Linked DNA regions of Homo sapiens: regions 2, 3, 4 and 5 are each linked to region 1. The links are chromatin loops, found by intact Hi-C in ENCODE. Cell type or tissue: GM12878. All regions are shown on one strand. Region 1 has its middle 60 kb from the start of TOP1. Region 2 overlaps PLCG1 (phospholipase C gamma 1). Region 3 overlaps TOP1 (DNA topoisomerase I). Region 4 overlaps TOP1 (DNA topoisomerase I). Region 5 overlaps ZHX3 (zinc fingers and homeoboxes 3).

Region 1 (5,000 bases):
CAGAACTATGGTGAACCTGGCCAGTGCTAGGATAGTGAAAGGCAAAAGGGACTCTATGGCCCAAACTTGCCACCATCTCTACCAAATTTATTCTCTGGGCCCTCTCTATTGTCCACTTTGTCAGGAGCTGAGATGAGCTGAGCTAAACAGGGTGGAACTGAAAGTCGAGACCCCAAGAGAGGAGGCATCTGATCCAACAGCAGTTCCGAAATCTGCCACCAGGTAACAGCAGAGCTCCTGCTCTGTCTCTGGTCTCTCACTGGCATGGGGTCCCCTGGGACTCTGATCTGCACCCAGGCTTGGCCTTGAGGGTCCTCTGCTTGTCTCAACTCTGCAATTCATTGTGAGCCTCCAGTCCCCATCAAAAAGCACCACTAGCAGGATAAGATTCTGTGGTCTGTTGGGGCACAGGGACTGTCTTGTGCCCCCTGGAAGTCTGTTTCCAAAGGATCCTGTTCATTTCACAGGAGGCCTAGGGCAGGGCTACCAGGCAGCTCTGGAAAACCCAGGAGACAACACAGGGCAGCTCAGGTTGCCACTAGAGAGAGGATTCTAGAGCCCAATAAAGTGTCCCTGCTGCTGTCCCCTCATCTGTGGCCACAAGGCCTTGAACCCCGACTCAGATTCACTCCCTGCAGCCACAGGCCTGAGCCCAGCCCAGCCTGGTAAGCCGTATTCTGAAATTGTTAAAGAAAAAGATGAAGGCCTGAGGGCTCGCAGTCTGGGGCCATGTGCCAAGCCCTGCCTTCTCCCGTGCCCATCATTCCAAGCAGCTCTGACCTCACTGAACTCAAACAAGGACTCCACACCCCAACACCCAATGTACCAGCACAGGAGTCTCCCTGTAAGGCCCCAGATTTCTGGATGAGCATAGACCCATCTGATGGCCCCTAGGAGGCTGTTTGTGGCCTGAGTTCTGGTTTGGCACCCTATCCATGATCAGGGCGGACCAGCCTAGGTGGGAAAATGAGACCTGGAGAGGTTGGAGACCCTGCCCAAAGCCTGGGGCCTGAAACCTGAGGTCTGGCAGGTTCCTGGCTCCACACTCTCACAGCTCCCTGTGACAATCCCTTCATTGCGCACATCACAATTATAATTCCGTGATGCATATGCTTGCATGGCCTTTTAATGTCCTGCTACCCGCGTGACCTGTAAGCCCCATGAAAGAAGGGACTATGTTCACTCCTGTAACCCCTTGCAACTAGTGCAATGCCTGGCACACAGTAGATGCTCAGAAAATAACTGGAATAAGTAAAATAATAAAGGGACATCCTCCTAAAGGAGACCTTAAGACATTTATAAAATGTTTTACAATTTACAAAGCACCCCCCACAGTTTTCCAGTTTCATTCTCCCCACCACCCCGTGAAATAGGTACTATTAGGCTGGGTGCAGTGGCTCACACCTGTAATCCCAGAACTTTGGGAGGCTGAGTGGGTGGATCACCTGAGGTCAGGAGTTCGAGACCAGCCTGGCCAACATGGTGAAACCCCGTCTCTACTAAAAATACAAAAATTAGCCAGCCATGGTGGTGGAAGCCTGTAATCCCAGCTACTCTGGAGGCTGAGGCTGGAGAATCGCTTGAACCCGGGAGGTGGAGGTTGCAGTGAGCCAAGATCGTGCCATTTCACTCTAGCCTGGGCAACAAGAGCGAGACTCTGTCTCAGGAAAAAAAAAAAAAGAGAGAGAGAGAGAGAAATAGGTACTATTATTGCCCACATAATGCAGTGTACTCATTTCCTATCTCTGCAACAACGAATTAACACACACAGTGGCTAAAACAACACAAGTTTATTTTCTGACTGGAGGTCAGATGTCCAACCCAGGCCCTATGGGCTAAAATCAAGGTGTCAGCAGGGCTGTGTTCCTTCTGGGAGCTCTCAGGAAAATCTATCTCCTTCCTTTCTCCAGCTTCCAGAGACCACCCATGTTTCTTGGCTCATAGTCACTTCCTCTAGCGTCGAAGCCAGCAATGTCACATCTCTCTTACTGAAGCCAGAAGAGGTTCTCTGTATTTAAGGATGCCTGTGATTAGGTTAGGCCTACCTGCATAATCCGGGATAATCATACATTCCAGACATTAGGATACACACATCTTTTTTTTTTTTTTTTTTTTTTTTTTTTTGGTGGTGGTGAGCGGGGAGAGATGTTATCCTGCCTAACACACAGAGATTCACAGAGATTCATAAACGGAGAGGTGAATTAACCAGCCCACCTCGCCCAGCTTGTGACTGAAGTGAGATTTAAAGCCAACATTTTGGGGCTACAGAATCTGAGCTCTTTCTCCCCTTTTCCAGAGCCAGAAGGGAAGGACACAGGGGCCCAGTCTCCATACAGTAAATACACATTTTATTTTATTTTATTTTATTTCATTTTTTGAGACAGGGTCGCACTCTGACCCCCAGGCTAGAGTGCAGTGGTACAATCACAGCTCACTGCGGCCTCAACCTCTGTGGCTCAAGTAATCCTCTCACCTCAGCCTCCTGAGTAGCTGAGACTACAGGAACACACCACCACACCTGGCTAATTTTTTTTTATTTTTTTGTAGAGACAGGGTCTCACTTTGTTGCCAACACTGGTCTTGAATTCCTGGGCTCAAGCACTCCTCCTGCCTTAGCCTCTCAAAGTGCTGGGATCACAGGTGTGAGCCACTGTGCCAGCCCACACTTTTATTTATGATTAAAGAGAAAGAAAAAAAAAAAGATGCGCTTGTCTGGAGGGTGAGGCCGTGTGGGAAAACTTTTTATTTGCTTGCCTTTATTATCATTACTTTAACGGTGTATTTAATAAATACAACGTTTTCAGCTAGAGGGAAAAAGGAATTAACCCAAGTCATTGGTTGAGTATGAAGGCATGGAGCCCCCACGGCCCTCCTCGCTGCAATTAAGCAAATGGCCAGCAGATGGCGGGGCATGCTCACAGCAGGGCCTTGCTCTCCGGACCATCTCTTTTACGGGCCGCCGAGCAAAGGTCTTTCTTTTCTCTTCTTCAAAACCCACTCTACAAGGAAATCTTCAGAAACATTCCAGCAGGCAAGACAAGGGCATAAAGGCCAGGGGGTCCCCCAGCCTCAGGACAGCAAGTGTGGGGACGTGCCCTACTGCATGCCCCATCCCCTGAGCCAGGAACAAAGACCAGAGGTCAAGCCGGCAGCAGTTGAGGAAGAGGGTCAGGCGTGGCTGTGTGTCCCGAATTGGTGGGTTCTTGGTCTCACTGACTTCAAGAATGAAGCCGCGGACCCTTGCGGTGAGTGTTACAGTTCTTAAAGGCGGCGTGTCCGGAGTTTGTTCCTTCTGATGTTCGGATGTGTTTGGAGTTTCTTCCTTCTGGTGGGTTCGTGGTCTCGCTGGCTCAGGAAAGAAGCTGCAGACCTTCGCGGTGAGTGTTACAGCTCTTAAGGCGGCACGTCTGGAGTTGTTCGTTCCTCTCGGTGGGTTCGTGGTCTCACTGGCTTCAGGAGTGAAGCTGCAGACCTTTGCGGTGAGTGTTACAGCTCATAAAGGCAGTGTGGACCCAAAGAGTGAGCAGCAGCAAGATTTATTGCAAAGAGTGAAAAAACAAAGCTTCCACAGTGTGGAAGGGGACCTGAGTGGGTTGCCACTGCTGGCTCAGGCAGCCTGCTTTTAGCTGCAGGGCAGCGGAAGGCAGGATCAGCTGGGTTACAGGACACTTAGGATGACCGGACACTTTACACGCTTTTACACACATTTATCATTACATCTCCTCTTCCTTGTGGCCCAGTATGGCACCTGGCATCAAAAATACTGAACTGGCTGGGAAGATGGTTGGTAGCAATGCCAGCGCAGTTTTTGAACCCCTCCAAATTTCTACATAAAAATAAGCAGGTCAGGTCAGGCGCAATGGCTCACACCTGTGATCCCAGCACTTTGGGAGGCCGAGGCAGGCAGATCACCTGAGGTTAGGAGTTTGAGACCAGCCTCGCCAACATGGCGAAACTCCATCTCTACTAAAAATACAAAAATTAACTGGGAATGGTGATGCACGCCTGTAATCCCAGCTACTTGGGGGGCTGAGGCAGGAGAATCCCTTGAACCCGGGAGGTGGAGGTTGCAGTGAGCTGAGATCGCACCACTGCACTCCAGCCTGGGCAACAGAGTGAGACTCTGTCTCAAAAATAAAAAATAAAAATAAGCAGGTCAGATTAGCAAAAGCAAAACCTACAGACAATGTTCGCTTAAAATTAGATGATAAGGTATCCCCATGAACACCAAAACACAAGCGGGGAAGCACAGCCCTCCCATAGCCACCTACATGTCATCAGGTCCCCCTACGTTCCCCCAGGGAGGCTTCCTTGGTTTAGATTCTGGCCCTTGGTGCCCCATCCAGCAGCCAACAGAGGGAAACAAGGAGCCCTCTGATGGACTTAAGAACAGGAGAATCCCAAAAGAGCCAGCAGGTATTCACGAGGAAGCAAGGAGGGACAACTGGAGACAGCAGCAGAAGCTGGGAGGGTCTCGCCCAGTCCGGGAGCAGGTGAGAGTCAGCAAGGACTAAGGGACTGCAGCGGTAGAGCCTTGAGAACCCTCAACACTGACCCACTTGGCTTCCCTTCCAGGACAGGATCACATAGCACTGAGCATGGAATCAAAATGGAGCAGGATCTGGACAATCAAAAGGAAGGAAGGAGAAGGCCAGGCGTGGTGGCTCATGCCTGTAATCTCAACACTTTGAGAGGCCGAGGCAGGCAGATCACTTGAGGTCAGGAGTTCAAGACCAGCGTGGCCAATGTGGTGAAACCCTGTCTGTATTAAAAAAAACAAAAATTAGCCAGGTGTGGTGACAGGTGCCTGTAATCCCAGATACTTGGGAGGCTAAGGCAAGAGAATCGCTTGAACCAGGGAGGCAGAGGTTGCAGTGGGCTGAGATTTTGCCATTGCATTCCAACCTGGGTGACAGAACGAGTCTCTGACTTAAAAAAAAAAAAAAAAGGAGAAAATTCAGATAGAAGCAGAGGGAGGAAATTAAGTCAAGGAACCTCAG
Region 2 (5,000 bases), 210 kb after region 1:
GAAGTATTCTCAAGGGTTAGGGAATTCCTACTTGGTGGCCCTTTCACCAAGTGCATTTGGTAGATGGGTCTGTAGCTGCTTTGGAGAGGGCACCCGCAAGCCAAATAGAGAAGGGATAGGGTGCTTGCCAGGCTGTCCCCTAGAAGGAAAAGGTGCTGGCATACCAGGTGGTTGAAGGACTGGATCTGGGGGTCTAGGCTGAAAAGGGAAGAGTCTGAATGTAAGAGCCACTGAGGCCGGGCGTGGTGGCTCACGCCTGTAATCCCAGCACTTTGGGAGGCCGAGATGGGCAGATCACTTGAGGTCAGGACTTCGAGACCAGCCTGGCCAATATGGTGAAACCCTGTCTCTACTGAAAATACAAAAATTAGCCGGGCATGTTGGCCGGCACCTGTAATCCCAGCTACTCGGGAGGCTGAGGCAGGAGAATCGCTTGAACCCGTGAGGTGGAGATTGCAGTGAGCCGAGATCACGCCACTGAACTCCAGCCTGGGCGACAGAGCAAGACTCTGTCTCAAAAAAAAAAAAAAAAAAAAAAAGCCACTGAAAGAAAGTCCTCCAGGAGAGGATGGGTTGGGGTGCTTGTAAGTGGGCTTCTGTAGAGATTTGGCATGGAGATTTGCCATGAAGAGTGGGTGGTTATATTTGAGTTGGGGGCGCTGAGGCAGTGAGGATCATCCTTAGGACACAGATGGAAACCAAGCCAGGGGCCTGTATCCCCAGTGCAGTCACAGGTAACACAGAAGAATCATTTTTACCCCAGCATGAGGCTGGGTAATAAATGGTCAGAAAGTGTCATTTGGGAGTGTGGCCAATTCCAGGATCCCTGGAAGGTCACTGGGAACATGGGTGGTGATGAGGAGTCTGTATCCCCCACCCCCCCTAAGAGGGTTGGAGGGCAAATGTGTCCTCTGGGACAGAAAAGAGGAAAGATGATTTCAGGATGAGGCTGAGGACAGAGCTCCCTCATTTACTGTTGGGTGTGGTGTCTGGAAGGTACAGGGGAAGGTGGGAGAGGGGCCCAGAGCACCTGCAGTGTGGGCATGCCCAAGGTTGGCAGGGGCTTCCTTCTCCTGGGCAGGGCTGTAGCCTGGGGCTACAGGGCCTTGTGTGTGTCACCAGCTCACTGAAGGGAAGATAATGGAACGGAGGAAGAAGATTGCCCTGGAGCTCTCTGAACTTGTCGTCTACTGCCGGCCTGTTCCCTTTGATGAAGAGAGTAAGGGCCAGGGCCCAGGCGGGGTGTGCATGTGCCTGGAGGGCCTGGTGGGTGCAAAAAGAGTATTTAGGTATCCCCCCAACACTTCCTGGGTGGGCGGGCTCTGTAAGTGTTTTCCCTGTTTGGCCCAGAGATTGGCACAGAACGTGCTTGCTACCGGGACATGTCATCCTTCCCGGAAACCAAGGCTGAGAAATACGTGAACAAGGCCAAAGGCAAGAAGTTCCTTCAGTACAATCGACTGCAGCTCTCCCGCATCTACCCCAAGGGCCAGCGACTGGATTCCTCCAACTACGATCCTTTGCCCATGTGGATCTGTGGCAGTCAGCTTGTGGCCCTCAACTTCCAGACCCCTGGTGAGGAAGTCCCCTGTGAGGAGGGTGAGGAGGGGCACTGTGGGGCAGCTGGACTGGAATACACCATAATCTGCCTCTTCCAGACAAGCCTATGCAGATGAACCAGGCCCTCTTCATGACGGGCAGGCACTGTGGCTACGTGCTGCAGCCAAGCACCATGCGGGATGAGGCCTTCGACCCCTTTGACAAGAGCAGCCTCCGCGGGCTGGAGCCATGTGCCATCTCTATTGAGGTGGGTGCTGCTCATCTGGGCTTCAGGGTAGGAAAGGGGCTGCTTGCCGTTGGAGTCTGTTTATGTTGAGTTCTCCAAAAGTAGGTATTTTCAGGCATCAAGGTGGTCAGGGTGGGTGGGGCCTGAGCTGAGTCTTTGAAGGGGTGAAGATAGCATGCAGTCACTGTATGCATCTAGGACGTGCAGAGCCATGGTGTGACTTGTTCTGATGACTTGTTTTGTTCTGATGAGATCTTTTTTTTCCCTAAGGGGAGGTCATTTAAAAGATTTCTGTGTTAAAATAGTAATGGATTTAACATGAAGTAGATTGCAAAACTCACATGGAAATTTTGGCTAAAGCTCAGACTTCAGATAAACTACAGGCAGCAGCTGCTCTGGACAGCTTAGGGTCCCTGATGTCGTGAGGGACTCCATGGGCAGTGTCCCGGGGGCCCAGCAGAGGGCGCGCTGCCTCCACTCCACAGATGCTGACTGAGCCTCCGCAGTGGGGAATTGGAGGGAGCAGGAAGGACAATCCCAGGCCCTTCTTTGTCTGCCTACAGGTGCTGGGGGCCCGACATCTGCCAAAGAATGGCCGAGGCATTGTGTGTCCTTTTGTGGAGATTGAGGTGGCTGGAGCTGAGTATGACAGCACCAAGCAGAAGACAGAGTTTGTGGGTCAGTCTGTCTTCCCAGTCATCCTCCTCATCCTGCTGGGGCACTGCAAGCCTCTCCCCACCAGTCATCCCATCCTCTCCCACGGTGACCTGAAGCCTTTTGTCGTTGCCTTCACAGTGGACAATGGACTCAACCCTGTATGGCCAGCCAAGCCCTTCCACTTCCAGATCAGTAACCCTGAATTTGCCTTTCTGCGCTTCGTGGTGTATGAGGAAGACATGTTTAGTGACCAGAATTTCCTGGCTCAGGCTACTTTCCCAGTAAAAGGCCTGAAGACAGGTGAGGACCATTCCTGGAGGCAGTGCCCCTGCAATCTTGCTGGCAGGGTGGGGCTGGGCCCCTTGCTCTGTCCCTCGTGGGCTGAGGGCCAGGCTTTTCCTCCTCCTAGGATACAGAGCAGTGCCTTTGAAGAACAACTACAGTGAGGACCTGGAGTTGGCCTCCCTGCTGATCAAGATTGACATTTTCCCTGCCAAGGTATCTGCAGCAGGGGTGGGCTGGCCTGGGGTAGGTGGGAGGAGAGCCAGGCAGCAGCCTCTAGAAGTGCAGAGGAGTCATTGACCCTCTTGTGCACCTGGCTTCGTTGAAGCAGGAGAATGGTGACCTCAGTCCCTTCAGTGGTACGTCCCTGCGGGAGCGGGGCTCAGATGCCTCAGGCCAGCTGTTTCATGGCCGAGCCCGGGAAGGCTCCTTTGAATCCCGCTACCAGCAGCCGTTTGAGGACTTCCGCATCTCCCAGGAGCATCTCGCAGACCATTTTGACAGTCGAGAACGAAGGTGAGGAAGATGGAGGGGTGCTAGAGCCAGGAAGGCAGTGGCTAGGTCCTCCTTCTTCAGTGTTTCTTTCTCCTGGGTAGAAAAGTTGTAATATTGTCTGGCATTGGGCTGCAAGGCCCTGCCTGCCAGTAAGGACACTCTTCCCTTCTGTCCAGGGCCCCAAGAAGGACTCGGGTCAATGGAGACAACCGCCTCTAGTTGTACCCCAGCCTCGTTGGAGAGCAGCAGGTGCTGTGCGCCTTGTAGAATGCCGCGAACTGGGTTCTTTGGAAGCAGCCCCCTGTGGCGGCCTTCCGGGTCTCGCAGCCTGAAGCCTGGATTCCAGCAGTGAATGCTAGACAGAAACCAAGCCATTAATGAGATGTTATTACTGTTTTGGGCCTCCATGCCCCAGCTCTGGATGAAGGCAAAAACTGTACTGTGTTTCGCATTAAGCACACACATCTGGCCCTGACTTCTGGAGATGGATCCTTCCATCTTGTGGGGCCAGGACCATGGCCGAAGCCCCTTGGAGAGAGAGGCTGCCTCAGCCAGTGGCACAGGAGACTCCAAGGAGCTACTGACATTCCTAAGAGTGGAGGAGGAGGAGGAGCCTTGCTGGGCCAGGGAAACAAAGTTTACATTGTCCTGTAGCTTTAAAACCACAGCTGGGCAGGGTGAGAAGCTAGATGCCCCTGCAGTTTGGCCCTGGAGCCAGGGCAGAGGAATGTAGGGCCTGCATGGAGAAGGGTTCTGCCCTGCCTGAGGAGGAGGACACAGCACAAGGGCACATTGCCCATGGCTGGGAACATGACCCAGCCTGAAAGATACAGGGGATCATGTTAAAAATAGCAGTATTATTTTTCGTCTCAATGGTATTGTAACTAAGTTATTTACTCCTCCTGCTCCTCACCCCTGTAGGGAAACCTTGGAGAGGAGAGTGGCAGGTGGGCTGCCTGCTGTGTTAAGAGGACTTAGTTTGTGATGTAAGGCACTGTCAGGAATGGGGGGCGGGCCAGGGTGGGAAGAGAAGAAATAGCAGAGCCTATTTTGGTGAGGTTTTTTGTTTTTAAGTCAAAGAAGACTCAGTATGCTTTCCCTGAGGAATGAAAAAGGGATTGAGGAGTTGCCTGACTCCTGGGTGGGTGGGGTACAGGCAGTTAGGTGCTGAATGAAGCTGCCATCCTTGCTGCAGCTTCTAACTGGTAAAAAGATCCAGGGATGGAGATGGGAAGGTTAGAAAGGCAGCCCTCACCTCTGAGGACAGAGGCCGGGGTCCAGGCCCGTGGGCGCAAAGGTGCCTCATAGCATAGCCAGCATTCAGCACACACAAACCTACTGCCCACATTTGGGCTCAGGGTTGGCCATTTGCTAGTTCTGCTGCCCTCTTAAGATCTGACTGCCAAATAAATCATCCTCATGTCCTTTTTCCTTTGACTTGTATGCTCTTTCGGGGGCTCAGGAAAGCCTGTTGCATGGGACATGCTCACTAGAAACAGTCGCCAGATGATTATTCTGCAGTAGAAGCAGGTAGGAAATTTCTGGAAATTTCTCAGGTTAAGCAGCAAGAGCTGTAACCCCTCCTCTGGGCTAACAGGAGTTGTGGGTCCACTCTCTCCTGCCCACCCTCTGAGGGTGTGTCTGAGCAGAGTACATCCTGCCTGGGTTCTTTGTGGCCAGCCAGTTTTGGTGGTGAGCTGGAAACAACCAGAGCCCCTTTCCAGTTCCACAGAAACCTCTCCTTTCAAAAATGTTGCATTCAGTTCGTTAACACTGCCAG
Region 3 (5,000 bases), 96 kb after region 1:
GATTCATTGTGACACATGATGGCATTTAATCAAGTCTGTAGCAAGCTTGCCTTGATAAAAGGTAACTGGATTGGAGACCTGATTTTTTTTCTTCTTTCTATATTTTAAAGAGTTTACATTAAAAATTCTTAACTTGGGCTTCCATGGTCTGTTAGCCCCTGAAATTATATGCAAATGGTTGAGTATATGAGATTTCCTGGAGAGACTATTTGTAGCTTTCATCATGTTATCAGAGGAGTTCGGCTCCCACAAAAGCCTACAATCACCAATATGAATGAAACTCAATAGTGCTGCCTTTTGGGATGCAAGCCTCAAGAAGATGTTTCTTTTGTTCATTTTGCTCCCATTTTTTTGGTGTAGGAGGCAAGTGGTTAAATCTAGTTATTGAAAATGAGGACTTGTACTTCCATTCTGATTTAAAGACAGTTGTTGGTGAGAAAGCCATATGGTATTCCCATTCCCATAGTGGCCTGAGCTAGGTTAGGGAATGTAAAGATCTGTCACACATTAGAACAAGTGTCTCCATTGTAGAGTTCTTAGAACTTCTTTATTAACTTGTCTGATTGTCTGTAGACAAGTTAAAGTGAGAATTGCTTTCTAAGTCTGTTCTTTTTCGCGAATCATTAAAATAACCAGATTTAATTTTCTCTATTGGGGACATTTCTTTGGGAATCATGTATCATGCCTGTGGCCTTTTTTCCCTATCCCTCACTTATCTCTTATCACTTGATCATCTAGTTTCCATTTTCATTATTCTGGTAAATTTAATCTCAGTAGTTGAATCTACTCTACATCTTTTCTAGTTTATAGTTGTCTAGCTTATGTTAATATCTACCGTACAGCAAAGAATATTGCCAAGGATAAAGAAGTTCATTGCATAATGATAAAAGGGACCCATTAGGAGAACATAGCAGTTATAAATGTTTATCCACTAACGTCACAGCCTCAAAATACATGAAGTAAATCTGATAGAGCTGCAAAGAGAAATAAACATTCATAATTATGGTCAGAGATTTTACTATCTTTCTCAATAATTTTTAGTCCAAATAGAAAATAATTAAGGATATGGAAGACTTGAACAGTATCAACCAACTTGATCTAATCGACATTTATAGGTTTTTCCCATCCAACAATATTAGAATTTTCTCTTTTCTTTCTGTCTACTTTTCCGCTTTTAATTTTTTTCAGGTTTTATTTTAGATTCAGTGGGTACATATAGGCAACTTTGTTACCTGGGTATATAGCTGTGATGCTGAGGTTTGGGTACAAATGATCCTGTCACCCAGGTACTGAGCATAGAACCCAACAATTAGTTTTTCAACCCTTACCGCCCTCTCTGCTCTAGTAGTCTCCAGTGTCTATTATTGCCATCTTTATGTCCATGAGCACCCGATGTTTAGCTCCTGCTTAAAAATGAGACCATGTGGTATTTGGTATTCTGTTCTTGCCTTAATTTGCTCAGGATAATAGCCTCCAGTTGCATCCATGTTGCTACAAAGGACATGATTCAGTTCTTTTTTTATGACCGTATAGTATTCCGTGGTAGATATGTACAACATTTTCTTTATCCAATCCATCATTGCTGGGTACCTAGGTTGATTCCATGTCTTCCCTATTGAGAACAGAGCTGCAGTGAACATGTGTGTACATGTGTCTTTTTAGTAAAATGATTTGTTTTCTTTTGGATACATACCAAGTAATGGGATTGCTGGATCAGAAGGTAGTTGTTTTTTTAAGTTCTTTGAGAAATCTCCAAACTGCTTTCCCTAGTGGCTGGACTAATTTACATTCTCATCAACAGTGTATAAGTGTTCCCTTTTTTCTGCAGCCTTGTGAGCCATCTGCTGGTTTTTGATTTTTAATAGCCATTGTGGCTGGTGTGAGATGATATCTCATTGTGGTTTTGATTTGCATTTCTCTGATGATTAGGGACGTGGAGCATTTTTTCATACATTTGTTGGCCATTTGTATGTCATCTTTTGAGAAATGTCTGTTCATGTCTTTTGCTTGTTTTTTAATGGGGTTACTTGTTTTTTGCTTGTTGAATCATTTAGGTTCCTTATAGATTCTGGATATTATACCTGTTAGACGCATAGTTAGTGAATATTTTCTCCCATTCTGTAAGTTGTCTGTTAACTCTGTTGATAGTTTAATTAGATCCCATTTGTCAATTTTTGCTTTTGCTGCAATTGCTTTTGGCATCTTTGCTATGAAATCTTTGCTCGTTCCTATGTCCAGAATGGTATTGCCTAGGTTGTCGTCTAGGGTTTTTAACAGTTTTAAGTTTTACATTTAAGTATTTGATTCATCTTGAATTGATTTTTGTATGTGGTGTAAGGAAGGGGTCCAGTTTCAGTTTTCTGCGTATGGCTAGCCAGTTATCCTAGCATCATTTATTGAATAGGGAGTCTTTTCCCCATTGCTTATTTTGGTTGACTTTCTTGAAGATTAGATTGCTGTCGGTGTGTGGTTTTATTTCTGGGTTCTCTGTTCTGTTCCATTTGGTCTATGTGTCTGTTTTTGTACCATTACCATGCTGTTAGTGTTTCTGTACCATTACCATGATGTTAGAATACATTCTTTTTAAGTGCACACGAAATGTGCCAAAATAGCTCATACTTTGGACCCCACTCTCCTTAAACCATCTTCTTTGGCTTTAATGCTTCCATGCCTCTCCATCTTTCTGGCCACCTTTTTCACCTCTTTCTAATGCACAGTCATTCCTTAACAGTTTTTGGCTGTCTTTTCTCTGCTACCTGTTTTGCTGTTTATCCTTATTTCACATTCCATATTTGGTCTTGTGAACTTCTTTTCAGTTCCTTAAACATAGCATGTTTTCTGATGCCGCTAAGCCTTTAAACATGCTGTTGGTTCTGTAATACTCTCTTGCCCCTTTGCTGTCATTCTTTTAGTTGCAGCTCAGACTTGACTTGTTCCAGGTATCCTTTCTACCCTCCTTCTCATATTAAATGCCACTTTTGTGTGCTCTCTGGTGCCTTGAATATATTCCTAGTGTAATAATTATTATATTTAATTGTGTCTTTACTTTTCCCTATGGCCTCCTGGACTCTAAAGTCCCTGAAAGCAGAATTGGGATCTTTTTTGTTTTTTCTGGGGTGGGGCGGGGGGCTGGTTTTTTGTTTGTTTGTTTGTTTGTTTTTTGAGACGGAGTCTTACTCTGTTGCCCAGGCTGGAGTGCAGTGGTGCCATCTCAGCTCACTGCTATCTCCACCTCCCAGGTTCAAGTGATTCTCCTGCCTCTGCCTCCCAAGTAGCTGGGATTAAGGTGCGTGCCCCGACACCCAGCTAATTTTTTGTATTTTTAGTAGAGACAGGGTTTCACCATGTTGACTAGGCTGGTCTCAAACTCCTGACCTCAAGTGATCTGCCCACCTTGGCCTCCCAAAGTGCTAGGATTACAGGTGTGAGCCACCACGCCCAGCCTTTTGTATTCATTTTGCATCCTTCAGGCTTAGTATGGTACCTGGCAGATAGCTGGCACTTACTAGTCTATATTTATTGAATTAATGAGTGGATGATCTATGGGTACATTAATTCCCATCTCTCTTTCTTCTCACGTACTCTTAATCTTCTATAGGATAGTTATTAAGTCACTTTGGCTTATCTCATTTTTCACACAATTGTGTGTGGTAAAATAAACATAACAAAATTTACTGTTTTAAAGTAGCATTTAGTACATTGACAATAGTATGCAACTGTCACCACTATCTCCAGAACTTTTCATCATCCCAGTCTTTGAATTCACTAAATAATAACTTTTCATTCTGTTCCCCTGTCCCAATATCTTTCTACTTTGTCTTTTTTTCTCTTTCCCTTCTACCTTTTATCTTTATGAATTTGCCTATTCTAAGTACTTCATATAAGTGGAATAATACAATATTTATCTTTTTTAAATCTGTTCTATATTCCCTTAATATGTTTTCAAGGTTTATCCGTATTGTAGCGTATCAGAAATTCATTCTTTTTTATGACTGAATTATATTCCATTGTATGCCTGTAATCACATTTAAAAAAATCCATCTGTTGATGGACACTTGGGTTGTTTCCACCCTTTGGCTACAAATACATGTTTGAGTTCCACTTTCATTCTCCGGGGTGTATACCTAGGAGTAGAATTGCTAGATCATGTCCAACAATGGGTGGCTGCCTGCTATGTTTTTACTGTGCTAATTGATGTGGTGTGAAAAAAAAAATTAGATAACCTTTGACCGTGAACAGTATCATCTGAGGAGGTGAGAGACCTGCTTACAGATCAGATGAAGAATGTTGATTTTTATATTACTAGGCTGTAAGAAGAAATTCCAAAAGACTTTAAGAAGAAAGAGGTTAATATTTAAAACATAAGCTTTTGAAAACTTATCTTCTCTAACACATTCTACTTTGTTTTGGGAGGAAAGATACAGTAAAAGTGACATAAAGGGCTTTGAGACATATAAGTTTGGCCCTGTCCTGTTTTACAAAAATCTTCTCTTAAAAAAAAAAAAGGGATGTGATTTTTTTAGAAGAAATCCTCATCCTTGTACATCCATTTAAGTCTCGTGATCTTGGCTAGGTTACTTAACCTTCTTCAACTCAGTTTCTTCATCTTCATCTTGATACATGCTTCACAGGGGAACCATGGGAGTCAATAAATATAGAAGCTCTTCAGTTGTGAACTGCTCTACAGATGTGCAGAGATGACACTTTTACATCTATTTAAAAGCATACTTTTCCAAGATCATATTGTAGGTAAATTCAATAATTTGTTGTATGTACTTTTGTGCCTCTTTTCTTTTCTTTTTTTTTTTTTTTTTGAGACAGTCTTGCTCTGTCGCCCAGGCTGGAGTGCAGTGACACAATCTCGGCTCACTGCATCCTCCGCCTCCCGGGTTCATGCCATTCTCCTGCCTCAGCCTCCCGAGTAGCTGGGACTACAGGTGCCCGCCACCATGCCCCGCTAATTTTTTATATTTTTAGTAGAGACGGGGTTTTACTGTGTT
Region 4 (5,000 bases), 110 kb after region 1:
GAAAGCAGATATCTTAATTGCATAGTAAGATCCCTTGGTCTTGAAGTGAAAGGTTTCTTGTCAGGAGAATTTAGAGCAAACTGTAGTCTTAAACTATAAAAACTAAGCCTTTTACCACCATATGTTTCACAGTGGCAGATCTGTCCATATCATTACCTTTTTTACTTTATATTGCCAATGAATACATTGAGAATGCATTAGGGAAAATTAATTGTTTTTGGGAGAAGGCCTAATGCCTTGATGGTCTTCTGTTCATTAAAGGTTCTTCCCGAGTGAAAATTTAGTGATGCTGGTGTCTTTTGTGGCATTTGGTTCCAGCATAACCAGTGCAAGCCTTCTAAAAATGACTAGGCTCACCCAGCTGAGAATGAATAGTACTCTGTATAGTTTTAAAAAGAGATTGTTTTTATTTTAGCTTTGAAAAAGTAATTTTTGTACTTGGTAAATTCAGATACTATGAAATAAGGAATATGGTGAAGAAGACATCTCTTCACCCCTGACTCACTGTCTCCCATCCTTCTCAGAGGCAACCGCTATACTGATTATGTTTTGTATTCTTCCATAGATACTCTGTATATCTGTATGTGTGTGTGTATCCCTTTGTGTGTATATATGAAGATTTTTTTGAAAGATAAATTTTCTGACGAATCTAGAAAGCAGGAAGTCAAAGGGGAGGGGGTCATGAGTATACTTTGCCTAAGTAATAGAAGACAGGGCATAGACTACTTTTTTGTTTGTTTGTTTTTTAAATAAAGATGGGGGTCTCACTGTGTTGGCGGGGCTAGTCTCGAACTCCTGGCCTCAAGCAGTCCTCCAACCTCATCTTCCCAAAGTGTTGGGATTACAGGCATGAGCCATCACATCTGGCCCAGTTTATATGTTTTGTTTGTTTGGTTTTTGCTTTTGTTTCCTCTCTGCACTGCCAATGGCAAATTCTTGAGTAGTGGAATGTATTTATTGGGGAAAAGAGACCTGCCACCACTTAAAAGTAAAAAGCTGCCATTTTTAAGGGAAACCTTTCTCAGTGAGTTGGACAGTTTCACCCAGAAGAATTGTTAAAAACGAGTTTTGGACACATTTCAGGACCTTTAGTTCATCTGTTCAGTTTTGGTAACATAAGAGCCAGCTTGTGATCATGATGTCCCAGGAACTGATGCTACATATTCTCAAAAAGAGGTTTCTTCAAATTTAGTCCTTTCAAGGTACTAGTTACTGTTGTTTTACTTTTCAGGTTCGAGCCTCTGGGGATGCAAAAATAAAGAAGGAGAAGGAAAATGGCTTCTCTAGGTAAGACTTTGCTGCTGCGTGGGCTTCCCTTTCTCTGGGTGGACAGCAGGCCAGCTGCCTGTGTTGTAGTGTTGTCTGAGTTAACCCAAAACCCACTGACCTGGCCATCTTGATGGTTCCCAGAAGCTCAGCAGTGAGAAGACTCGGTCTAAGCCAACCTGAGCCTTTCTACAGTGCCATATAGTGAGACTGACCAGCACATTTTCCAGAAGGTTATTTCGAATAGAGAAGGTTGACAGGAGAGATTTTTAAAAATTGAGATTTGACTTGCATATCACAAAATTTGTATTTTAATGGTATACAGTGTACCATTTTTTTTTTTTTTTTTTTTTTAGTATATTCACAAGGTATTGCAGCCTCTTCACTAATTCCAGAACATTTTCATTTCTCTAAAAAGAAACTTCATATTCAGTAGCGATTATGGAGTTTTCTGAAAAATCACTTAGTCTGATTTCATCATTAGTAATATTGGGAGGCTTATATATAAAAGATCATTTGACCTACATGTTAGGGATGAGTGTAGATTTGGGTAGAATTATGTTATCTCTTTTCTAGAAGGAGAGGAAAATGCGCAAAATCTAGAGGTTACTTCCTATACTGTTTTTACCTTTATAATTTTGTTTTCCTCAGCCTCAATTTCCTAAAATAAGCCCAGAGGTCCCCTCTAGTTTCGAAACAACTAGATGTTTATTGTTACATATTCTCACTTCACTGAATGACAGAAAGGATTTATTAGAAATGGTTGTAAGTGTTTGCATTATTGACTGGGACAAAACACTTTGAGAGTTTTGCTTCCTTGAATCTTTGAACTTTCAGTTTCATTTGTTAAAATTTTTGACAATTGTGCCTGGTACTCTGGGGTCCTTTAGACAAGGAGAAAAGCAGGTGCCCTCTTCAGGCATGTTTCATAATTGTTCTAGGAATGCAGAATAATACAATTCAGGAAGCATTAGAGCTGCAAGCTGCCCTAGGAATTTTGATTTCTGAGATAAAGTGACTGAGGAGGCACTGCTGGGCTAATCTCTGCCAAGAGACTGCCTTGGATTTTTATTAAACTGATATGAATAAATTTTTTGGACTTGGTGCATAGTCATGAATTCATTTTCAGACTTTTTGGGTTAGAAGATTAGGAACACAGCCTTCTTTGAGGCAGTGGTCTCTATGTTCACTTTGCTGGACTCCTTGCTGGCTTGTGTATATGTCTTTGTAGAGAATCCAGATGCTTCACTGGAATACAGTTTTCAGGTAAATTGTTTTAGGACTTCTTCCTTCAGACCTAAGTAACCCTTCCCACAGTTTTTGTCTTCAGTGTGACAAACTTAGGATCTAGCATTTACTTAACTAGTTGGGTAAATGATAGGCTTTCTTTCCTTCTGGACCCTAGGGTCTGTGTCAGTATTCAGGCAGGAGGGGGAACAGCTGTAGAAGCTGGCATTTGGTTAGGGTGCTAAAATAAGTTCTTTAAACATTCAAATTCTATCACAAGCAAGGGGACCCAGTATGCTTTTTTTGGTCGGAGGTACTCTTGAAACCCTGTGAATATACTTTGCAGTGGGGTCGGGATTCTTAATCCTTGGATCCCTCCACAGGGGGCAGCTGCATGTAAGGAGGCCATTTCTTGTACTAAGTTAAGGCAGTGAGGTTCTGAAGAGATGTGCCAGGCCAGGGAGCATCCCATGGCTGCAGTGATTGCTGGGCTCTATGGTGTTTTTTACTTGTTCCTTCTCTGTTTTGGTTCAAGATGTTTGTCTCAAAGGATTGTCTTTTTATATTTATATTTTGAAGGTAAGATCTTAACAAATAGTAGTGAGACACTCTTCTGTATATAAAGTAAACCTAAGTTAGGACGTTGAACAATGAATAGATTTGGCATAGGATACCTTCTGTTTATTCTGGTTTAACACGTGCCCTACTTTTGTTGTAATGTTGTCAGCTTGGTTATTTTTCCATGTAGCTAGATATACATGTACGTTATTGCCACATTTTTAGAACTTTAAGGTACTAAGTTGGGGAAATCAATGTTTATTCCTTTCCTTGTAAAAGCTGTACTTTAGCTTTTAGAGTACTGGAACAATCAGTTCAGATTGTGGGGTCAAATATATGGTAGGTTTCCATGTAAGGCAAGAAAACACCTTAGGTTTATTTCTGGAGTGGTTCGTGCCATGCTGGCAAAGATAGCTAAGAAATAGTGAGAAAGAATTCTGACTTAGAATAAAGAGTCTTGATCCCAAATCCTGATATTGCCCATTCACCTGTACAATGAGGACAAATACTATCTACTTCACAGGATTGAAGTGAGAAAAAGTGCTCACAGAACATCTTCATGATATGTACGTGGTTATCCTTATTTCTGTTAGCTTCTTTTCAACGAAATGACATATTCCTTCTTTGTATTAATAGAATACAGATGTTCTAGCACTCTGACCAGCAATTTTTTTTCTCTTTAGTCCACCACAAATTAAAGATGAACCTGAAGATGATGGCTATTTTGTTCCTCCTAAAGAGGATATAAAGCCATTAAAGAGACCTCGAGATGAGGATGAGTGAGTATTTTCTTAAAACTTTGACTTTTGAAAACAAAAAGGAGGAGTTTAAAGAATAAATGTGATGTGTTTCTTTATAATACATATAGAAACTGCATTAATTGGCTTTTACTCATTTGGAATTTGTGATTAATGGACTGATTTCTCTGAACTATGAGAAGTAGAGTTTGCTAAACAAGTAGTATACCCAAGGCTTACATGAAGATTATATAAATTTTTATTACTGAAAAGGCAATAGATATTTATTGTAGAAATTTCAAATAATACAGAATTCATGAAGAATAAATTATTTAAGTTACTTAAAATTTCTTATTGCCTACCACAGATAACTTAAAGCAGTTTCTCTTAGACCTATTCCTGTCAGACATTCTAAGTGAAGTTTCAGTGTGTAAAAATAATAAAACTGCTCATAAAACGGTCGAGGCTTACATGTATCTCTTTCCCCAGATTCAATGAGATTAAATTATATTCATTATTTTCACTCTTATATAGCTTACTATGCTATTGTTATAGTAGAAATTGGATGGAAAGGGAGAAGGGAAATACTTAGTGAACTCATTTGTATTCATTCAATATAGAATTTCTTTCCTCCACATTCCAGTGAGTTACTGCTATGTGGTAGCTAGTGTGCTGTGTGTTTGGTTCCCAAACTTTCATCTTTTATTTTTATTTATTTTATTTTATTTTTTTTCCCAGACTTTCATCTGATAATGATATTTATTTCTGCATATATCCCCCCACCCTATTTTGCTTCCAGGCCGGTGTAAGTGGTTTGTTTTGTTCTATATAGGGCTATAACTATTACTCTTTGGTCTGACCTTCATTATTTTCTCTATTTCTGTTAGTCTTGACCGTAGAATGCCCAGCCAAGAATAACAGTGATTACTCTTGCCATGGAGGCATCCAAGAGTTTGTAGGTCTCCTATGAGTGAGAACTCCTGAATCATAATTATGTTAACTGTGTATTCATGTTCCCCTTTCTAGTGCTGATTATAAACCTAAGAAAATTAAAACAGAAGATACCAAGAAGGAGAAGAAAAGAAAACTAGAAGAAGAAGAGGTTAGTAAAGAGACTTAGGTCCTTTGGGGCTTGAGTTTGGAAGTGGGAGTTTTCCAGTAAGCAACTTCTTAAGACAAATGAGTTTTAGATATTTATTGGCTTGTTATAAC
Region 5 (5,000 bases), 260 kb after region 1:
CTCCATTCTACTCCATTGGTCTATATGCCTTCATTAACAATTTTTAATATTAAATAGATGTTGAAATAATATTTTGCATATATTGGGTTAAATATATTCTTAGATTTTTTTTTTTTACTGTTTCAATGTGGCCCATAGGACACTTATCACGTATTGGCTCTCATTGTATTTCTGTTGGACAGCACTGCCTAGATGCTTCAGACTGGAGCCACCGGGCAGTGTGGAGAGCAACAGCTAACGTCATGGGATTAGATGATCATCTGAAAGCTCCTCTCCTCTTGTGTTTATCATTATAGTACTTAGGGAGCAGGATATCACTGTGGCTGAGAATTGAGGCTTCTGAGTCAGGCAAGTCCAGGTTTCAAGACCTGCCCTGTCCAACACAGCAGCCACTAGCCATAGGTACTCATGTATGTACTGAGTATCTGAAATGTGGCTAATGTGAATTGAGATGTACTGTAAATGTAAAATACAGACCAGATTTCAAAGACTCAGTACCAAAAAAAGTAAAATATCTAGTTAATAACTTTTATATCAATTACATGTTAAAATATTAGTATTTCTGATAAATTGGGTTAAATAAAATGTATTATTAAAATTAATTTGACTTGTGTTTCTTAGTAGGCTATTTTTTAGATCAAGTTCACAGCAAAACTGACCAGAAGGTATAGATATTTCCCATATACCCACTGCCCCACACATGCATAGCCTACTCCATTATCAACATTCCCCACCAGAATGGTACATTTGTTACAACTGATCAATCTACACTGACACATCATTATCACCCAAAGTCCACAGTTTACATTAGAGTTCACTCTTGGTGTACATTCTATGGGTTTGGACAAATTTATAATGATATGTATCTACAATATTATAATATCATACAAAATAGTTCTACTGCTCTAAAAATCTTCTGTGCTCTGCCTGTTCATCCCTCCCTCCTCCCTAACTCCTGGCAACCACTGATCATTTACTGTCTCTATAGTTTTGCCTTTTTCAGAATGTCATATAGTTGGAATCATACAGGTATGTAGCCTTTTTGGATTGGCTTCTTTCACTTAGTAATATGCATTTAATCTCCCCCCATTGCTTTTTATTTTTTGACTTGTTAATTTTGATTTTTTAAAAATGTGGCTCCTAGAACATTTTAAATGACATATGCAGCTCACCTTATGTTTCTGCTGAACATTTCTCAGCTTGGCATGGGCAGTTTTTCTCAGCATGGCATCTTCCTGTCTTTCCAGTCACTCAAGTCCAAGCCTGGTTGTACTTGGTTTGCTGCAACCTAAACACACCAGCCTCCTTGCCTTCACACATACTAGAGTTCCTTCATTAGAGTTTTCTTTAACCCCCTCCCTCACCTGAAGACTAATTCATGCTCAGACCCAATTCAAATACGACATCTTTAGTGAAGCCTTTCTAAACTTCCACTGTACCTAAATCATTTTTTATAGCACATTCTACCTTATAATTTTTTTGTATGTGGCTGACTTTCTCTCCAGATTGTGAAATCTTTGAATTAGGCCCCATGTTTTGTTCATCTTTGGGTCCTCAATCCTTAGTACAGAGCCTGACACATGGTAGGCAATCAGAGATGTTAAGTTAATAAATGAATAAAATGCAGGAAAATTAACATATCCTCTAATAAGAGATAACATATTCACTTAGAATCAAATAGCTTAGAAAAGAACCTCAAATGCCATAAACAAGGGTGTAAAATTCTATCAGCCAACAGCTAAAATTATTCACAAGCTAAAATTTGTATTCAGTCAAAGCAACACATTAATCAATAATATTTATAAAGTATATCACAGTGAAAAGATGGTAAAGCACCTCCTAATGGTTAATGATAGTGATTGGCCTGGAGATGTGGAAACTAGCTATGGAAACTAGATGGTTAAAACAACCACATTCCGTACCATTAGACGCTGACAGCCCAGACCCCACCAAAATAGAGGCAGTGAAACAGCCTTTGAAGTTGTTTTCAAAGGAAGCCACCAAGATGATTAAAGGGTTGGAAAATGAGATTTATGGGTAATGGCCACAGAAACGAAGACAATTTTGCCTAGGCAAGAGAAAAGGCCGAAGGGTGACTTAATAACCATCTTCAATCATTGTTATTACACAGAGAATGATGACCAGATGGTCTCCATTTTCACCAGAGAAAGAATATTGAAAATGGACTTACGCTGCAGCATAAAAAAAAAAAAAAGGTCTAGTTTTAAACAAAGAACTCAATGGTTAAGAACTAGTATACAGCAAAGCAGACCTGGGGAGTGTGTGGTGTAGCCATGTCTGAACTCATCTGTTATGCTGGGAAAGCAGCAAGTGGGTAGGGTGTGTTCAGGTCTTCAACAGTCCTTTGTTGAGGGCAAATTCTCAACTGGCTAGTCCTCAAATGAATCACGTAGCATACAACCACAGGAGTGGAAAAGAAAGAGATATGAAAATTGAAACACAGCACCCTCTGGTGTACATAGCTGTCTTCTAATCTAGGAAAATTCTTCTTTTTTTTTTGAGACGGAGTCTCGCTGTCGCCCAGGCTGGAGTGCAGTGGCGCAATCTCGGCTCATTGCAAGCTCCGCCTCCCGGGTTCACGCCATTCTCCTGCCTCAGCCTCCCGCGGGGGACTACAGGCGCCCACCACCTCGCCCGGCTAATTTTTTGTATTTTTAGTAGAGACGGGGTTTCACCGTGTTAGCCAGGATAGTCTCGATCTCCTGACCTCGTGATCCCCCCGCCTCGGCCTCCCAAAGTGCTGGGATTACAGGCATGAGCCACCACGCCCGGCTGGAAAATTCTTGATATGTATCAGTATTTTTCAAAATGTAAGCTCCAAACCATGACAGAGTCAGGAGAAACTTACACAAGGCTGGTCTTAGGGTTCGTTTAATCGCTACATCCATCTTTATCAAGCACCTGCGATGCATTTCTCCCTGTTACCAGGAGGTACCAGGAAGCCTGTTACACAAGCAACCTCAACTTCTGCCTATAGCAAACTTGGATTCTTCCCAATCACCTTTTGAATGCTGAATTCAGACTCTGATACAACTAGCTGGCACATGACCATGCAATGCTGAGACATGATAACATCTGCCAGATAATGTGAATTTTGCCCTGTGTTCAGGAGTACATTACATATAAAAGTTAAGCAACACCTAAATGGGGGTGTTCCCTTAGACATTCTCCCTGCTATGTTGTGGTGTATACACCCTTCTTTACTGATCTCTGTCTGCCAAATCCCAGCCGGCCACTTTTTACATCCTCCTAGGCTTTATGCTGCAAAACCTTCCTAATATCCTTTTAAGTACAAAAGACATTCAATGAGCTCAAAAAGTTTGAGACCCAATCAAGAATCTTTTGCAGCCCTCTCAGTATCTTTAGCCATCTTGTTGCCAGATGGGAACTTCATTCACATGACACACATACTTCCTTCATGTGACTCACCATTGCTAAGCAACTGGTATGTCCTAGGTGAATAAAACATATGCCCTGTGTCTGAGATTCACAGTGCAGTAGGGGAACATGGATAGATACGGGTGTAAATAGATCAGCTGAAGCATGAGTTGAAGCTCAAGGCTCTACATGCCAAGAACAGAGGAAAAAGGCAATGGAGAGACCGGACAAGAACTATCAGGACATCAGAACAGAACTTACATCCTGTGAGAGCAGGACTTATGCTAAAAACAAGTCTTAAAGGATGAAAAGAAGTTGTCCAGGCAGACAAGACAGGAATATGTATCATCCTAGGCATAAAGTCCCAAGACATGTCACCTTTTGAAGAATGGAGCCATGTGGCACACTGTCCTCCAGTCCCAAAGGTCTCCTTGAAGAGACATGAAAATCCCACCTGAAGAACTCACCCTTGCAGATTGTACATAGCACAGACCTAAATGGCAACAAACAAGCAAACAAAAAACGCAGTACAGACTAGGCACTGATCTGATGGAAGCGAGACAGGCTGGAGTAGCAAAGGGTCTGACTAAGAAGCTTAGGAGGAATTCCTCTGATACCCTTCTTGGTGCCCCCTCCCCAGCAACATCTAACAGCCTCACTCGGGCCCAACTTCCCTGTTGCACTGGTGGCACTGCATTGCAATTGTGGGTACAAGATTCCTCCCCCACAAAACTGTGGGCTGAGGCAAGAGTTCTACCTTTTTATTACTACGCCTCTGACACTCAGCACATATGAAGCACAAGCAAAATTTGATGACTAAGCTAAGTAATTAGTTCATATGTGTGATTAGGGTTTGAAAGGGCAGAACCTTGGACCTATGATCCCAAATACCTTTGTCTATCTAGTTCACCTGGTTTTGTTCCTCCTCAGAAGCCATCTATCCTCCTTACCTTGGTTCATGTTTTCCTATCTCTCCATTTTATACACATAAACCAACTCCTACCCTCAAATCAGGGAAAAGGGACAGATATTCCTGTCCTCAAGTTAAGAGTGACCTATGTCAAAGTGAAAAACAACTAAGCCAAAAAGGTAACAGGGAACTGGCTTCTTGAGCACTCAGAAGAATTTGAGATTACTGCCTCGCGAGGGAAAAAGGGAAACCCAACCCGATTACAGTGTAAAAATAGGTCACTGCTTGAATACAGCCCTTTGGTTACTGGCTGCAAGCCCCTTTTTGCTTTTGACTCCAGTGTCACAAGAAAGTGGCAGCATAGTCTTAGAATAAGGGCTCCACAGCCAGCTGGCTGCTCGGCCAGGCCTTCCTGCTGGCATTCTAGAAGCAGCATGCAGGGCCAGGCACCTACTGGGGAGCTCAGTAAGCCTTTGTCACTGCTGACATGAAATACAAGAGTTGGTAAGTTTCTTTGGTTTTGTTTTGAACAAACTGGCAGATAGTTCAAGGTTGTCCTTGTAAGTCTCTCTCACTTGCATTCAGCTATACATTGTTTAGTAGGAAATGAGTATAGTTCAGCTAGTTCACTTATCCCCATGCCAAACCAGCAGGCAGCCTCTTTTCCATGAGAGACAGTTATAATTTTGAA

What was found. Peaks named below come from ENCODE experiments on the same cell type or tissue, not always from the same donor. Only the 100,000 strongest peaks of a DNase experiment are listed, where the experiment ranks them.
Region 2: a loop joins it to region 1, with 8 times the contacts of the local background. A loop is called at or near these places in 10 of 110 quality-filtered maps.
Region 3: a loop joins it to region 1, with 4 times the contacts of the local background. A loop is called at or near these places in 17 of 110 quality-filtered maps.
Region 4: it touches region 1 in a loop (4-fold over the local background); 17 of 110 quality-filtered maps call a loop at or near these places.
Region 5: it touches region 1 in a loop (8-fold over the local background); 24 of 110 quality-filtered maps call a loop at or near these places.

The regions. Positions count from the first base shown.
Region 1 is chr20:40,966,009-40,971,008 of GRCh38, forward strand. No RefSeq gene overlaps it. Among named protein-coding and RNA genes, the nearest start is that of TOP1, 60 kb to the right of the region's middle. In GM12878, CTCF peaks have their summits at 219 and 2,906 (motif pointing right); a DNase peak (open chromatin) is centred at 2,929; H3K4me3 peaks cover 993 bases; H3K27ac peaks cover 292 bases.
Region 2 is chr20:41,171,071-41,176,070 of GRCh38, forward strand. PLCG1 (phospholipase C gamma 1) reads left to right here. Exons shown (of 32, transcript NM_002660.3): 25 at 1,123-1,219; 26 at 1,351-1,575; 27 at 1,659-1,807; 28 at 2,350-2,464; 29 at 2,582-2,743; 30 at 2,853-2,941; 31 at 3,054-3,241; 32 at 3,397-5,000. The coding sequence ends at 3,439. Among named protein-coding and RNA genes, the nearest start is that of MIR6871, 4.5 kb to the left of the region's middle. RefSeq lists an enhancer at 2,445-2,494. In GM12878, a CTCF peak has its summit at 2,237 (motif pointing right); no DNase peak of the experiment used is centred here.
Region 3 is chr20:41,061,761-41,066,760 of GRCh38, forward strand. The region is part of intron 3 of TOP1 (DNA topoisomerase I); the gene reads left to right. Among named protein-coding and RNA genes, the nearest start is that of TOP1, 35 kb to the left of the region's middle. In GM12878, CTCF peaks have their summits at 1,850 (motif pointing left) and 2,892; a DNase peak (open chromatin) is centred at 2,811; H3K27ac peaks cover 2,080 bases.
Region 4 is chr20:41,076,351-41,081,350 of GRCh38, forward strand. It overlaps TOP1 (DNA topoisomerase I), which reads left to right. Exons shown (of 21, transcript NM_003286.4): 5 at 1,232-1,287; 6 at 3,735-3,830; 7 at 4,815-4,890. Among named protein-coding and RNA genes, the nearest start is that of TOP1, 50 kb to the left of the region's middle. In GM12878, a CTCF peak has its summit at 2,195 (motif pointing left); a DNase peak (open chromatin) is centred at 2,121.
Region 5 is chr20:41,230,090-41,235,089 of GRCh38, forward strand. All of the region lies in intron 2 of ZHX3 (zinc fingers and homeoboxes 3), which reads right to left. Among named protein-coding and RNA genes, the nearest start is that of MIR6871, 64 kb to the left of the region's middle. In GM12878, a CTCF peak has its summit at 2,445 (motif pointing left); a DNase peak (open chromatin) is centred at 2,352.